2 separate regions of the Homo sapiens genome follow, and region 1 is linked to region 2. The links are chromatin loops, found by intact Hi-C in ENCODE. Cell type or tissue: dorsolateral prefrontal cortex. All regions are shown on one strand. Links, peaks and the distances in the headings refer to the core of each region. The heading gives the core; the rest is flanking DNA.

The links. Hi-C counts contacts between places; a loop is a spot of excess contacts. Peaks named below come from ENCODE experiments on the same cell type or tissue, not always from the same donor. Only the 100,000 strongest peaks of a DNase experiment are listed, where the experiment ranks them.
Region 1: a loop joins it to region 2, with 4 times the contacts of the local background. A loop is called at or near these places in 78 of 110 quality-filtered maps.

The regions. Positions count from the first base shown.
Region 1 is chr5:62,235,483-62,238,411 of GRCh38, reverse strand. No RefSeq gene overlaps it. Among named protein-coding and RNA genes, the nearest start is that of KIF2A, 69 kb to the left of the region's middle. RefSeq lists enhancers at 1,095-1,594, 1,842-2,041, 1,595-2,096. In dorsolateral prefrontal cortex, for the core only: no CTCF peak of the experiment used is centred there; a DNase peak (open chromatin) is centred at 1,593.
Region 2 is chr5:62,352,597-62,355,525 of GRCh38, reverse strand. It overlaps KIF2A (kinesin family member 2A), which reads right to left. Exons shown (of 21, transcript NM_001098511.3): 5 at 2,816-2,929; 6 at 2,151-2,251; 7 at 272-367. Among named protein-coding and RNA genes, the nearest start is that of KIF2A, 48 kb to the right of the region's middle. In dorsolateral prefrontal cortex, for the core only: a CTCF peak has its summit at 1,281; no DNase peak of the experiment used is centred there; H3K27ac peaks cover 1,318 bases.

The DNA of each region.
Region 1 (2,929 bases), core at 228-2,727, 120 kb after region 2:
TGACCCTGTTTCCAGGAAGACTTTGTAAAAGTTGAAGACTGCCAGGAACTTATTTAAAACTATAATGGAAGTTTAAAAATGATCATAAAATGCCAGTTTCATGACAGCTTCATGACAAAATCACAGTTTGGCCCTCTTCTCCAAAAACCAAAGAATTCCTGCGAAGCAAATCACCCACCCCAAATTCAGTCACATCCCATCTTTACATTTCTCCCAGTACCTTCTGGTCCTATCAGTTCAATGTCATGCTGAGGATATAAAGGCCGAGGGACAAATGTGGCAGGGGATGGGTTCAATTTATCTGATGCAACCCTGCTGAAATTGTCTTTTTCTACAGACATTTTATCAAGTCATAGGAGAGTTTAACTTTCTCTCTTTCCTAATTAGTTCTATGAACTTATCTATTTTCCTCATATTTTCTAACCCAGTCCTGGAGAGAAATTTGACCTTTATAATGACTACAATATATCAAGTACTTATGATATGCCAGGTAAAATGCTAAATATTACATGTATTATTATAATTATTTGAGACAGGGTCTCACTCCTGTCTCCCAGACTGGAGTGTAGTGGTACCGTCTTGGCTCACAGCAGCCTCAAATTTCAAAGTTCAGGTGATCCTCCCACCTCAGGCCCCCGAGTAGCTGGGACTACAGGCAAGTGCCACCATGCCTGCCTGGTGTGTGTGTGTGTGTGTGTGTGTGTGTGTGTGTGTGTATTTTTGGTAGAGATGGCGTTTCACCATGTTGCTAGGGTGGTCAAACTCCTGGGCTCAAGCAATCCACTCACCTCAGCCTCCCAAAGTGCTGGGATTACAGGCGTGAGCCACCGTGCCTGGCCTGTGATACATATTATTGCATTGAATCCCCAAGTAAGTTAGAGATTCTTAGTCTCTCTACAGTTAAGGAAACCAAGGCTCAGCAGGATCATACAGCAAGATTTCCCCTGACTGCATGGCTAGTAAGTGTTGAGGCTGAGATTCTAACTGAGGTCTATCTCATGGAAAACCCACGCTCACAGCCACTGTGCTGTGTGCTCTTCCTGTCTGGATGTGGTCCTTGTCAGGGTACCTCAGTGTTCTCAAGAGGCACCTCTGGCTTCTGAGATGTAGACAGAAACATCTAGGTATTAGGTTGGTGCAAAAGTAATTGCAGTTTTTGCCATTAAAAGTATGTTTAAGAATTAACATCCCGAATGAAAGGTACTTGAAGTTTAAGCCACTCTGATTACTAATACGATACATAGTGTAGTAGTAACGTATGCCTGAGACCCAGCCTAATATTCTTCTTTGAATTCACACTTAACACTCACTCACACAACCAATTTTATTGAAGCTCTCTTTGTGCAAGAAAGTCCACTTTGAAACTAGAGTTCTCCAGGGAAACAAAAGCCTCCTTAGAAACAATGTTGGAATCTGGATTGCTGTGGAAGAAACTTAAAAAGCTTGAGTCCCTTCCACTTCTATTCTTGGATGGGTTTTGGCTCCTAGCTGGTTCAGAAATTCTTTATCCTCATTTAGATTCTCTAAGGGAGTGGCTCATTCCAGCCCAGCGCAGCCTCATTCTGCCCATAGCAGGTTTCCACCCTGGCTCTGCTCCCCCGCAGGGCGAGCACCAGGAGGGGACAGCTGCTGGGCCCACTTTGCATAGGGGCATGTATGACCCAGGCAGGGCTGACTCTCTGCGGAAAAACCTCAGGGCTGCTTTCTGGCTTTAGTCATATTCGTTAGATGAAACTTGTGGGTGTTACTAAGACATTCTGCGCCCTGAAATTGGGAGTGGTTTTGAAAACTGGTCTCAACTATTAGATTCCGAACCACTAAGCTTCCACATTTACTGACAGTTATATGCAGCAAAGAAGTTTTTCTCATTGCCTGCTTTTCTATCCTTCTATGTGCAAACACTATGTATCTTATTAGTATTTAGAGTGGCTTAAACTTCAAGTACCTTTCATTAGGGATGTTAATTCTTAAATATACTTTTAATGGCAAAAACCGCAATTACTTTTGCACCAACCTAAAACCTAGATGTTTCTGTCTACATAGTCAGATAGTGAGTGGAGGCAGTGCAAGAGATGTCAGTTTTGCAGCTTGCTTTTCTTCAGTTCCTTGCATCAGATTCTGTTCTCTGTTCTGATTCTCTTTTCAGACACCTGTTTCTCCTCGTTTTCTAGTTTCTGGTAGTATTACCTCGGAATCTAGAACTAACCCCCGAGTGCTCCTTGGCTGAGAGCACTTCAATACCTAATGGATGATAACAGGATCTAACATGGAGTTGTGGGGAAATCATGGACACAGGATTTATTTATTTAATAAATATATTTATTGTCACTACATGGAGAGTACACCAACTCACCTCTGGATGAGTGGGGAAACTGCTGTTATGAGGTCATTTCCCCAAAATGACTCTTTTGTTATCATGTCAGGGTGGCTTTACTTCCACCATTAGTTGCTTCTTTTTTTTTTTTTTTTTTTTTTTTGAGATGGAATCTCGCTCTGTTGCTCAGACTGGAGTGCAGTTGCGTGATCTTGGCTCACTGCAACCTCCGCCTCCTGGGTTCAAGTGATTCTTGTGCCTTAGCCTCCCAAATAGCTGGGACTACAGGCATGCACCACCACGCCCGGCTAATTTTTGTATTTTTAGTAGAGACAGGGTTTCACCATGTTGGCCAGGCTGGCTGGTACTCGTGACCTTAAGGGATCTGCCTATCCTGGCTTCCCAAAGTGCTGGGATTACAGGTGTGAGCCACCGTGTTCAGCCTGCTTCCTTTTTTAAAACCAATTTTTTCCTATGCTGGTATTCAAGGAAATGTTACTAAGCATACAGTAAAAGGTGCTCAAAGTGCACATAAACCTGGGACATGTTGGAGTTAAACGAAACTAAATAGTTTTCTTAGCTGCAGGCTGCCCAGAGCCTGCAACATGCGAATGT
Region 2 (2,929 bases), core at 173-2,672:
TCCTTTAAGTGTTGCTTTGCCCTCCCAAAGACAGGGAGGTTTTGCTTCGAGAAGGACATCTCTATAGGGAGCATATCTCATATACCAAATTATGGAAAATAAGCATTAATGTGGATAATTTCTTGATTTTCTTCTTAAAATATGGGGAATGAGCACCCACAAGGAAAGGAAAAACTACATAGCTGAACACAATATGAATTTAGCAAGTGTCAAACACGTTTTTATTTGAAGCATAAAAAGTTCCAGAATAATGGTTTACAAAGAATCTTACAGGATCTGCTGTTGTTAATGGTCTATAATCCAAACTTCCTCTAAAGTCTCTGATCATACACATAATTTCATAATTTGGGTTTGTAGCATCAACGTCCTATTAGAAGACAGAGAGAATTCACCATTATAAATATAATAATGTATTTGTTACATTTATATTTGGTTTGAAAATTAAAATTAAATTGTGCCATTTGTCATAACCAAGCCTAAACTTAAACTGACGATATTATATAGTTTCACAGTTGTGGTTTCATAATAAGCTCTGAACCACTTTGTGTTTGTAAAATTGTGTTTTACAAACACAATTCTCTTAGTCGGTATGCATTCTGTTAACTCCAAATTAAGGACTCTTCATTGAAGTTACCCTTCACCTATTTCAAAAATCCATCTGTTATACATATACCTTAATTATCCTATAAAATGCAGCAACAGAGAAATAATGCTCATGTTACCACTGGCAAATAACTCTAGAAAAGCTGAAATTCTAGGAAAATTCATTTAATCAGATTCATCTTCTAATTTAATCCAGTGTTTCAGCAAAGTATAAATACAGATTCATTTGTCTTCATTTTCTATTTTTGCTGACCTTCTAAAAAATACTAAGTAATGACAAAACTGCCCCAAATCAACAGAACATAGAACTTAAAGGAATCAGAAGCCAAGATCATTTTAAAAAAACTTTAAAATTCAAATTTTTGAATGCCAACTACAATTTATTTGGCTTCAAAACAGAAATTCAGATTAAGATACAAATAGCAATAGTCAACAGTCTTTCCTAGCCTTGAACAATAAATTATTAATCATTCTAAGAAGTCACATTTTTTTATACATCATATTCAGATTTGTTTTGAATGCAACTAAATTACAAACTGTTACTGAAACTTACTTTCAATTAACCTTCTTCTAGGAAATAATACCACCTATGTCAACTGAGAAGCAGACTGTGAAGTGAGAATTAAGAGATCACAGAGAGATGTGTAAGTATTATGAAGTACCCACAGGAAACACCAGGTGGCATCTATGCTAAGTATTAGTAGATAATATGTTTTATTATTCATTTCAAAACCCAACTGGTCATTCTCAGGTCACTTTCAGATAAAAGCTGATTCATTCAGGTTGGATATAATACTAGGTCCACAATTCCACAACACAACATCTGAACTGGTAGTTTAACATGATTAAGGGCATTTGAACATACTATTAAATAAATAATCTTGATGTTTTATTAGAGAAAAGTAGTTCTGAAAATGTAATAGATGCCATACAAGCACAATGGTGCAGTTATGTATAATAACAAAATGTCTAATATGTAAAGACCTGTAGAAGAGTAAAAGACCAGTTTTCTATGCAATTTTCCCACTGCTATTAAACAGTCTTGCTACCATCTGAAGGGACCCTGAGGGGGACACAATAGAGATCCACTCTTCATATGTGGCATAAATGAAAATCCAAGGAATTTCCCCCCTTTCACTAAGACATGTGAACTTACTAACCATAGAAAAACAATAATAAAATTTATAGTTTAATCATGCACTTTAACTGGGTATTTTTCCCAATGTATTTTTAGGTCTTTTTAAAATAAAAATTCTTAAATGTTACACCATACACATTAGAATTCTGTAACACAATGGCTTTTTCTTAATGGAACAAATTTTAGCGTTAACACATACCAATAAAACATGAAAAGAACAATGCAGTAAAAATGTGTTACGGTAACTTATTTGCACAAGAGTTTATATTATTCCTCAATATCAATTTAAGGAATTCTTAAAATTCTTCAAAAAAAATGCCTTAATTATTTTGTTCACATCAATCACCTTCACTGATATAATCTAATCTCTGGTTGGTACATAAACAAAATATATGTTTATGTTACGAACCTGGGCTCTTTTTTCTCTAAGTTCTTGCTGTTGCAATCTCCTTTTCTCTCGTTTTTCTTGCAGTTTTTCTACTTCTTTCACACAATTAGATTTTCTACGTGCTGAAAAGAAAAGATGAGCTGTAGAAGTATAGTTTTCTTTTTTAGAGTACTAATATTAAACTTTTTTTATGTATAACTTCACCACACACACATAAAAGGTACACAGTGACAAAGCATGCCTATAACAACTACGTGAGCTTTACTTAATGAGCTGCTTTACCAAAACTAAAATAGGACAATGTACAGATGAGAGTCCAGAAAAATGACTCAAACATATTGATACATGTCATCTCTTGGTTTAGAAACACAGACTTTTTAATTCAAAGAATCAAGGAGCCCAACACATTCTTCTGTAACATCTGACAAATTATCATCTGCCCAGAATTTTAAACTCAAACTGAAACATTGCTATAATTTCACAAAAAAATTTTTGCTCCAAAATATACTTTAAAAAACCCAATTAACAGACTAATAAGAAGAAGTTAAATTTTCCACAGTGGTAAAATGAAATCTGCAATCAAGCTTGTATTTAGAGTGTTTACTCTTTGAGGACTTAAAAGGATGACCAAGAGAGAATACATGTATGCCTAAAATGACTAAATCCTTGATACATAATTTACATACAAGGGGGTCCAAATTCCTTTTTTGCAGCTTGAACTGGAGATATATCTGAAACACTACCATTCTGTTGTGCAGAGGAAGACTGTTCAGGAAATTGACTGGGCCGTGCACGTGCTG